Linked DNA regions of Homo sapiens: region 2 is linked to region 1. Evidence: chromatin loops called from intact Hi-C (ENCODE). Cell type or tissue: dorsolateral prefrontal cortex. All regions are shown on one strand. Each heading gives the region's core, and the rest is flanking DNA. Links, peaks and the distances in the headings are about the cores only. Region 1 overlaps ELAPOR2 (endosome-lysosome associated apoptosis and autophagy regulator family member 2). Region 2 has its middle 42 kb from the start of GRM3.

Region 1 (5,376 bases), core at 218-5,217:
GATGTGAGTTCTTATGGCAGAGAAGATCAACTATGTCACCTGAGCATTCCTAGAATGTAGCTTATACTTAATAATTAGTAACTGATTCTTAAATGAAGGATAGTAAAAAGTAGGAAACATGGAATATTTTGAAAGCCTTGTATAATTTCTCGTGTGTGTGTGTGTGTGTGTGTGTGTGTGTGTGTGTATTCACTTACATTGGCAGTAAAGAGACTCTATTTCATTGTCTCGCCAATAATTATTTATAATTCATATATCAAAGCATTGGCCTAAGTAGACATGGTCTTTGTTCCCTTAAGAATATTTTTGATTATAATTTTTATTAAAATTATATCTTTACTAAATACTTTGATGATAACATATCACTTTACCTGGGAAAGTAGTCAACTTTTCATAGGCAATGAAAGTAAATGAGCTGAATTTGTATTAAAATTACAAATTAGTGAACTTTAATACATTTTTCTTTTTCATTTGTTCATGAAGTCTGAGAGCAATTATTCCCATATTTTTGTCTTTGTAATCTGTATTATATCTGTTTTTTAAAAATGTTATTTGGCTTACAATAGGTCTTCTACAGCAACAACATCTTGTATTAATGGCCGATCAACTGCTGTGAAAATGAGGTGTAATCCTACTAAATCTGGAGCAGGAGTGATTTCAGTCCCCAGGTATCCTTATTTCCATATGATTTGTGTTTACCATGAGGAAGAAAAACTCTCCAGAATGTTACTATTTTAAAACATATTCTCTATGAACATAAAGCAGAAAGAAAACAGAACAATCTGTAGGGTTTTTTTTTTTTTTGTAGGGAATGTGCTGAGTGTGTATTAAGAGAAATAGGTCCTTGTACAATCTAAAGACTTCCTAGCCTCTTGTATGACATATTCTTGTCCTGTTTGTGTTAAGTGTCTAATTCTCTTGAAGAAATATAAAATTAATTATATTGCTTGTATCCCTGTATTTATTTTATTGTTTAGCCTGAATTTCCTTGAGAGCTGGATTAGTAGCTTTCCTGATTATGGTACTAGATCAACAATTAACTAGCTGGGTGATCAAGATTAAGTAATCTAACCTCTGAGTCATAGCTTTTTTCTCTGGAAGGGTATGGGGGCCAGGGTAATTTATATTATCGATTTCTAGCTCTTCAGTTTATTGATTAATGGTGGCAGAATCACCAAGGTAAGTCTGACTTATAAAATACATAATGTGCTTCATTTAACACAAATTAGCATTAAGGCAATAGCCCTCTATAGTGAAGATCTGAATAATGCAGTTCGCTTTGGATGGGAAAACAACAAGAAAACAATTTTGTAGGCTCAGAATTGTCAACTTAAATACAGACTGCTTTAATAGCATGAGTGACACTTGAATGCCTCCTCAGTTTTATTTTTCAGATATTCATTTTTCAACATGAAGATTATTTATTACTTTATATTTTATTTTAAAAATTATTATTATTTTTAAATTTTTTGTAGAGATGGGAATCTCCCTACATTGCCCAAGCTGGTCTCAAACTCCTAGCCTCAAGTGACTCTCTTCTCAGCCTCCCAAGCTGGGTTGGGATTACAGGTGTGACCCATTGCACCCAGCCAGATTATTTATTTCTAATCTTTGCTGAGTTAAGATACCTTTGGATCATAGCTTGATTTGCAGATTTTTTTTCTCTATCAAATTAGCAAAAGTATATATTTTTAAAGAGAAAATGATTATATTAATTTTGTTTTTGATAGTTTCACAGTAACCCTTGGGAGATTTTAACCTGTCCTGCTTATGTCACATCAGGATTGGAAATCAGTGGTGTAAGCATTGCTTCAACTACTTATGTATCCTAAAAATAGTTACAGGGGTAACACAGTATTTTGGGCTTATTTTTGGGCATAAAGGCATACTGACATTCTCTTTTCACCAACTGCGTGTTTCCACTTCTCATAGACCTATGATTTAATTATTCTTTTTACCTGTTCAAGGTGAGAGATGGATGCAACAAGAGTAGTACCTAATAATAATAAAAGGGCATCCTGTGGTAGAGGATCCCTCTGCCAGCCTCCAAGCTAGAACCAAGGCAACAAGCCACCCTCCAAGGAAAGGTGTGGTCAGAGATTCTAGCAATAAAAGAGTGTGTCTTTCATCATTTTCTAATATGCCATCATACAGTTCTGAGTTCAGGTGCTTATTCTATTTACTACAGCACATCTGGGGGCCATATTGTGAACCTAACAATTAACCTGTAGTCTCTGGGAGTCTACTTCAATAGCTTCCAAAGCCTCCTCCAGGCCTCTAACTCAAGTAGATGATGTTAATGAAGATTAGGTCTGTCCTTTAGGAAACACATCACTCTAACTCTCGTAAGGTGTGTTCTGATGCTTTAATTGTAATAAGGAAAATAGTCTCCTGGAGTTAAGCGATGGCATGTAGAAACTGAATTTTTCCTATTTGGAGAGGAAAACTTGTTTCTCCTTTGACCTCCAGGAATCTGCCACTTAGGGAAGTAAACTATCTTTGCCAGGTTTATCAAGATGACCTGCAGCAGAATACCTTGGGGTATCTATTTAAAAAATTAATTTCTGGGCCTTCCCTAAAAATATAGAATCTTAGATGCTGAGCATAGGAACATTTTTAAAAACCACAAGGCAATTCTGATGTCTACTGAAATTTGTGAACCAGATTTTTTCTTAACTCACATTTTGGATTTTTTTTTTTCTGAGACAGATTCTCAAAATGTATTCCAAATTTTAGTTTTATGAAAAGCTAATTTAAAATGTGACAGTCTAAAGGGTGTAGTCCTTCAGCCATGTTTGATAAATCTTCATTTAGAGTTGTGATGCGCACTGAAGTGTGCTGACCACTACTTTAGGGAGCTGCTTGAACACTACAGCTTAAATGTGCTGACCTTTATTTCTTTCTTGAATCAATTTCCCATCAGGGCACAAGGGGGAGCTCGGAGATCAGAACACGAGAAACAGCAGCTTTCCTGAAATTATTAGGTTTTTTTGTTTGTTTGTTTTGGTTTTTTTTTAGCAGTGAGGTTGAATAAATATTTCCTACTGACAGAAAAAAAAAAAAAGTCAACATAGCCCAGTTTCTCAGGCTATTTTTTAAGAGGACTTCTTCTCTTCTCTTCCTCTCTCTCTTTCTCTCTCTCTCTCTCTCTCTCTTTCTCTCTTTCTTTCTTTCTCTCTTTCTCTCTTCTTTCTTTTCTTTTCTTTCTTTCCTTCCTTCCTTCCTTCCTTCCTTCCTTCCTTCCTTCCTTCCTTCCTTCCTTCCTTCTCTCTCTCTGTCTTTCTCATTCATTCATTCATTCATCCATTCATTCATTCATTCTTTCAGCTTTAAGATTTCCAGAGTGGAGGGAGGGAGATGCTAACCAGACACTTGCCTTGAGAAGCTTCATAAGCTGACCAAAAAGTCTCAGAAGGAGACTTTGGTAGTGCAGAAGGAATGCCACCCTCAGGAAATCTCATTTCTTGGCCAAAAATCTTGGCAAGCCAGGCAAAAGTTTACTTTAGCAGTAGCAATGTTGGTTGGGGTTTTATATCTTGGTGTCCTGGGAAAATGTCATAAGATCCCCAGACCTGGGAAAGTGAGAAAGTCTTAATAGAAAGTGAAATGGGCAGGAGAAAGGGGGAAATATGTGTTCTTTGTGTATCACCTGAGAAATTAGAGGGAACAGCAAATTATCTGGGCTGCCTTCTCATCTGCAGCTGGAAACACCAAGCTGTCTATTTGGTCTGGCAAATGTAGTTGGCTTCTAGTTCCATAAAGTGTCTGGAGGGTATGAAACATTTTAGATAAAAACGGTACAGTGTTTGTGGCAGATGTAATCTGACAGCTGGAGTGAAGTTACGAGATTTTCTAGTGTAGTTTGCACCTTGAGCAGAGAATAAACTGCTAGCACAATAGGCTGCTGATATTCCTAAATATTAATAGATGCCCCTAAATAGATGGCCCTCTAGCCTTTGCCTAAAAGGCTTCCCAAACCTCTAATCATTATCTCAGGGAGATAGAGGAACTGAAGGCTCTCCTTTTATTGGGAAGAATTTAGACCTAAGCATTGTGTCCAAAGGGTTCTTTTAAAAACATGAGACATTTCTGTTAGTGAAAATGGTATAAAAAGGCCTTATTAAAAAGCAGATAAAGAGAAGCATTTTTACTCTGATAATAGAGGTGCCACAGCATCCACAAGATCCTTGAGTCAAACACATTGACTTTACAGAGCAGGAAACACTGATGCGCCAGGTTGTATAGCTGCAGTGTGGCATAGTCACGATGGAATAATTTTCTAACTGTGTGGTTTTTTCATGCCATAATGCTCTCATCTTGCCATTTTTTCATCCAATTCCTCATGGGCAGAGATTTGCAAAGAAGCACACTAAGTTAGAGGCAAATATCACACTTACCCCAGAGGATAACTCAACTGACTTACAAGTTATTGGTGCCTTCTTTTAAATGAGTCATCTTTCCTCAAACAGGGTCTTTATTGATGCCACCAGTTAGAGGAAAATCATTTTTTTCTCTCTGTCAACTTCTGACTATATTTAACTGCTTGAGTAGTTTATAAATCAGCCTAAAATTGTTTTGCCAAAACCTCCTTCAAAATCCAAATTCATCTCCATTATCAGTATAGCCTCTGGGAATATTGAATCTCACAAAAGGAACGCTTCACAGTTCTGTCCTGTTATATTCAAGGGTCAAACACTCCAGGGGTTTATTTCACAGATTCCAATTTAGAGTCTCTCTATCAAATTCATCAGATCTATTGGATGCTAATGTAGTATTTTCTTTGGTCTTTGGGGAAGGACTGTTAAAACCAAAATATGTATCCATTTTCAGTTCTTAAGAGACATGGAAGGATGATTGGTAAAATGACTTCCCTTGTTTTCTTTTTCCCTAGAACAATTTATAGACAGATAATAGATATGTAAGTCTGTGCAAGTTAAATTAAAAAGGCAATTTAACTCAAAAGACCAAAACCAAATACGTTCTTAGAATATTAAAAAGTAAAAAGGCATATAGATGCATTATGAGCATAAGTGAAAACAGCTAAAATCCATTTTGATCAAGAAATGAAAAAACTAAAACAGAATTGCTAAAATTATATACTTCAGACACTAATAAGTACTCTTAAGACATGATATAAAAATCACAAACCATTCTTAAAATTTTCAGATCAATTTTGAGATAAGGATGATAATTATTTTATTTCATTAAACAAGATAATCTGAAGAGAAAACTAAGGAATGTCAGTTAATTTAGTTTGTCTCGGTTTTGATCTGATGCTGGCTTTTGGTAGTTAACTCAGGATAGAGTCTTTAGAAAGGGAGGTTTTGCAGGAGAATGATAGAATTTTGTAAACCTGGATCTAAGAACTATGCATAA
Region 2 (5,376 bases), core at 303-5,302, 300 kb after region 1:
AATAATAATAAAATAAAATAAAATAAAATGAGAATTGAATTAGTTTAAACAAATAAAAAAAGAGGAATAGCATTGAATCTGTAAATTGCTTTGGGCAGTATGTCCATTTTCACGATATTGATTCTTCTTATCCATGTGGATGAAATGTTTTTTCATTTATTTGAATTATCTCTGATTGTTTTGAGCAGTGATTTATAGATCTCCTTGTAGAGATCATTCAAATCCCTGGTTTTAGCTGTATTCCTAGGTATTTTATTATTTTGTGGCAGTTATGAATGGGAGTTTGTTTCTAATTCTACTCTTGGCTTGACTGTTGTTGGTGTATAGGAATGCTAGTTATTTCTGCACATTAATTTTGTATCCTGACAATTTGCTGAAATTGTTTATCAGCTTAAGAAGTTTTTGGGATAAGACTATAGGGTTTTCTATACATAAGATCACTTTATCTGCAAACAGGGATCTTGACTTTCTCTCTTCCTGTTTGGGAGCCCTTTATTTCTTCCTCTTGCCTGATTACCCTGGTCAGAACTTCCAATACTATGTTGAATGGAGTGGTGAGAGAGGACATCCTTGTCTTTTGCCAGTTTTCAAAAGGAATGCTTCCAGGTTTCACCCATTTAATATAATGTTGGCTGTGGGTTTGTCATATGTGGCTCTTATTATTTTGAGGTATGTTCTTTCAATACAGAGTTTATTAAGAGTTTTTTTAAACATGAATGGACGTTGAATTTTATCAAAAGCCTTTTCTGCATCTATTGATATAATAGCGTTGTTTTTGTCTTTAGTTCTGGTTTACATAATGAATCACATTTATTGATTTGTGTATGTTGAACTAAGCTTGCATCCCAGGGATAAAGCCTACTTGATCATGGTGGATAAGTTTTTCAACTTGCTGCTGGATTCACTTTGCCAGTATTTTGTTGAGGATTTCTCCACAATGTTCAGCAAGGATATTAGCTGGAAGTTTTTTTTTTTATTTTGTTTTGTATCTCTGCCAGGTTTTGGTATCATGGTGATGCTGACTTCATAGAGTTAGGAGGGAGTCCCTCTCTTTAATTTTTGGAATAGTTTCAGTAGAAATGGTACCAGTTCTTCTTTGCACATCTGGTAGAATTCAACTGAATCTGTCTGGTCCTAGGACTTTTTTGGTTGGTAGGCCATTTATTTCTGTCCCGATTTTAGAGCTCATTATTAGTATGTTCAGGGATTCCATTTTTTCCTGGTTCAGTTTTGGGAGGGTGTATGTGTCCAGGAATTTTATCCACTTCTTCTAGATTTTCTAGTTTATGTACATAGAGGTGTGGAGTCTAAGTCTCTTTGAAGGTCTCTAAGAACTTGTTTTATGAATCTGGGTGCTCCTATGTTGGGTGCATATATATTTAGGAGAGTTAGATCTTCTTGTATTGAATCCTTTACCATTATATAATGCCCTTCTTTGTCTTTTCTGACCTTTGTTGCTTTTAAGTCTCTTTCATCAGAAACTAGGATTGGAACCCCTACCTTTTTTCTGTTTTTCATTTGCTGGGTAGGCTTTTCTCCATTCCTTTATTTTGAGCCTATGTTTCTCACTGCATGTGAGATGGGTCTCTTGAAGACAGCATTTCAATGGGTCTTGATTTTTTATCCAGCTTGTCGTTCTTTGTCTTTTAATTGGGACATTTAGCCTATTTACATTGAAGGTTAGCATTGATATGTATGGATTTTTATCTTGTCATCATGATGTTAAGCTGGTTGTTTTGCAGACTTGTTTATATGGTTGCTTTATAGTGTGACTGGTCTTTGTACTTTAGTGTGTTTTTGCAGGGGCTTTCCTTTCCATAGTTAGTTTTTCCTTCAGTAACTCTTGTAAGGAAGGTCTGGTAGTAACACATTCCTTTACCATTTGCTTGTCTGAAACTGATCTTATTTCTCCTTTGGTTATGAAGCTTAGTTTTGCCAGATTGGATTTTTTTTTTTTTAAGATGTTGAAGATTGGCCCCCAATCTCTTCTGGCTTTAGGATTTCAGCTGAGAAGTCTGCTGTTAGTCTGATGGGCTTCCCTTTGTATGTAGCCTAACATTTCTAGCTGCCTTTAATTTTTTTTCTTTCATTTCAACCTTAGAGAATCTGATAATTATGTGCGTTGGAGATAGTCTTCTTGTGAAGTATCTTACTAAGGTTCTCTGCATTTCCAGAATTTGAATGTTGACCTCTCCAGCTAGGTTGGGGAAGTTCTCATGCCTAACATCCTAAAATATGATTTTCAAGTTGGTTCCATTCTCTCCATCTCTTTCAGGTACACCAATCAGCTATAGATTCGATCTCTTTACATAATCTGACATTTCTCAGAGGTTTTGTTAATTCATTTTCATTCTTTTTCTCTATTCTTGTCTGCCTGTCTTATTTCAGAAAGCCAGTGTTTAAGAGTCGAGATTATTTTCTCTGCTTGGTCTATTCTGCTATTAATACTTGTGATTGCATTGTGAAATTCGTGTAGTGTGTTTTTCAGCTCTCTCAGGTCAGTTATGGTCTTCTCGATAATGGCTGTTTTGTCTGTCAGCCACTGCAATGTTTTATCATGATTTTTAGCTTCCCTGAATTGTGCTACAACATACTCCTTTAGCTCAATGAAGTTTGTACCTATCAATATTCTGAATTCTACTTTGTCATTTCAGCTATCTCAGCCTCAGCTTGGTTCTAAACCCTTGCTGGAGAGATGATGCAGTCATTTGGAAGAAAAAAGGCACTTTGGCTTTTTGAGTTTTCAGTGTTCTCATGCTAATTCTTTCTGATTATTGTGGGTTTATCTACCTTTACTTTTTGAGGTTGCTGATCTTTGGATTGTTTCCTTTTATCTGATTGGATGACATTAAGGATTTGATTGTGGTATAAGGTGGACTCAGATGACTGGCTTTGTTTCTGGGAGGTTTTAGGAGGCCAGCGCTCAGCTCCCAACTCCTAAACTGTATACTCTCCCTGGGGGGGAATTGTATTGGGCCCCAATTTTGTTCTCTATCTCCTTGGGGTTTGGAGTCCACTGTGCTGGTGGTGCTGAGGTGCAGCAGCTGCAGCTGAGTGCTAGTGGATCCCAGGGTGCCTGCCTCCCTGTGGGTATTCACCACAGTAGCAGAGGCAAGGCAGCTGATAGGGAGTGGGAGGCCCCTGCTGGAAGCTGTGTGTGTTGTTGCACTAGAGGTGGTGTTGGCGTAGGGCAGTGTGCTGGCTAGTGCAGATTTGGGTGCCTTCTCTGTGCTCTGCAAGCAGGAGTGATCAGTTAGGGTGTGGGAGGATCCTCTGTTCTCTGCACAGTATTAGCGCATGGGTGGGATGCTGGAAGGCTGGCTGGCTCTGTTCCTGCCAAGGCTTCATCTGCAATGACGGTCAGCAGGGGTGGGAGGGGTGTAATGCATTCCTGCCTGCTAGTGGGGCAAGTAAAGCAAAATCCACCTGTGTAGACATGCATCAGCAAAGTGATGTGAGGAGTTGCTGTGGGCTCAGGGGAAGCTGCAGCATGCAGAGGGAATGTGTGGGCTGGTGTGCGGCAATAGGGGCTGCCTCGCTGGAGCTCTCCACCATTCAGGCATGGTCTGCCAGAACAGAAACTATGGCATGGGCCCCCAGGGCACCCAAGACTGCCCTGTAAGCAGGTGTGTCTAGGCTGGGGCTCCATGAGAGGCAGCTGACCAAGGAGCGCTCAGGTTGGAGTAGCCCTATCTGATGTTCAAGGCCACCCTGAAGAGATCAGGTCTGACACCTCCCCTAGGACTAAAGTCTCTTATGGGAGCAAGTGCAGCCTAGACGAATGGCCATCCCTGGCCATACTCTGCTACAGATGTTCCCGCACCAAACCCTCTGGGCTCAACATCAGCTGGCTTACTGCCCCACCACTTTGCTTGTCTCCTGGGGGCTCTACCCCAGAGAGATGCAGGTCAGCAATTGCTCAGTGCACTCAGGCCAGGATGGAGGGTCTGTGCTGTGGACTCAAGCCAGGGATTCCCTGTTTGGCTACAAGCAGTTGGGCTTGCGTGGTTGCATGGGAGACAGACTGGCCTCCTCTCCTTGGGTGAGCAGCAACTTGTTGAAGGTGTTCATAAGGCACTTAGGGTCTTTACTCCTTTATTAGTTTGAGGGCAGCAAGGACAGTTTCACTGAAAAGGCAGTAGCAGAGAGACTTTCAGTTGCCCCTTGAGGCTCTGTCCAGGGAGTCACTGAGTTGCTACTGCCCCAATAGCTCTGGTTAGGGGTGTCTAGAGGCCTAGAACTGCCAGGTGAGGATATATGGGAATGGGCACATGTAACAGTCTGGCCACTTTTCCACAGGGCTGATGTAGTATTCTGGGGTTCCATTCCAGTTCGTAGTTGCCTCAGACTTTCCAGTACCTGGAGTTATCACCAGTGAAGGCTATGAAACAGCAAAGATGGCAGCCTAACCCTCCCTCTGGAAGCTCTGTCCCAGGGAGGTACGGGCCTGTTTCTAGACTGAATTCACGTGTAGGAGGTGGCTGGAGACCCTGGATGGGAGATCTCTCCCAGTTACGAGGAATGAGATTGGGACCCATTTGAAAAAGCAGTCTGGCCACATTTTCATAGAGGAGCTGTACTGTGCTGGGGGTCTACTTCAGCCCCTGGTCACCTCAGACACTCCAAAGCCCAAAGGCTGGAAAAGCTGTCTCCCAAACAGCAAAGATGGTGGCCTGCCCCTCTCTCTGGGTGCTCCATCCTAGGGAGGTTTCAAAACTGCATCAGGTCGGGCGTGGTGATTCACGCCTGTAATCCCAGCACTTTGGGAGGCCAAGGCAGGCAGATTACTTGAGGTCAGGAGTTCGAGACCAGCTTGGCCAACATGGTGAAACCCCGTCTCTACTAAAAATACAAAAATTGGCTGGGCGTCATGACGGGTGCCTGTAATCCCTGGTACTCAGTAGGCTGAGGCACAAGAATTTCTTGAACCCGGGAGGTGGAGGTTGCAGTGAGCCGAGATCGCACCACTGCACTTCAGCCTGGGAGACAGAGTGAGACTCAGTCTCAAAAAGCAAACAAACAAAAACCAAACAAACAAACAACAAAAAAACTGCGTCAAGTGGAGATCACTGGTGGGGGTGGCTGAAGACTCCAGCTGGGAGGTCCCAGCCAGTGAAGAGGAATGAGATCAGGGACCTGCTTGATAAAGCAGTCTGGCCATGATTTGGTAGAGCAGCTGCGCTGTGCTGAGGCACTGCCTCCGTGCTCAGTCAGCTCAGACACTTCAAAGCCCGAAGGCTGGAACGGCTAAGTCACCCAAACAGCAAAGATGGTGTCCCCTACTCCCCCACCTCCAGGGGCACCATCTCAGAAAGATGTAACACTGCTCCCAGCGGCTGGCTGGAATTCCAAGCCAGTGGGTCTTATCCCGTGAGG

The links. Peaks named below come from ENCODE experiments on the same cell type or tissue, not always from the same donor. Only the 100,000 strongest peaks of a DNase experiment are listed, where the experiment ranks them.
Region 2: a loop joins it to region 1, with 8 times the contacts of the local background. A loop is called at or near these places in 11 of 110 quality-filtered maps.

The regions. Positions count from the first base shown.
Region 1 is chr7:86,902,962-86,908,337 of GRCh38, reverse strand. ELAPOR2 (endosome-lysosome associated apoptosis and autophagy regulator family member 2) reads left to right here. Exons shown (of 22, transcript NM_001142749.3): 18 at 567-668. Among named protein-coding and RNA genes, the nearest start is that of GRM3-AS1, 100 kb to the right of the region's middle. In dorsolateral prefrontal cortex, for the core only: a CTCF peak has its summit at 2,930 (motif pointing right); no DNase peak of the experiment used is centred there.
Region 2 is chr7:86,598,872-86,604,247 of GRCh38, reverse strand. No RefSeq gene overlaps it. Among named protein-coding and RNA genes, the nearest start is that of GRM3, 42 kb to the left of the region's middle. RefSeq lists an enhancer at 3,015-3,104. In dorsolateral prefrontal cortex, for the core only: a CTCF peak has its summit at 3,137 (motif pointing left); a DNase peak (open chromatin) is centred at 3,127; H3K27ac peaks cover 1,105 bases.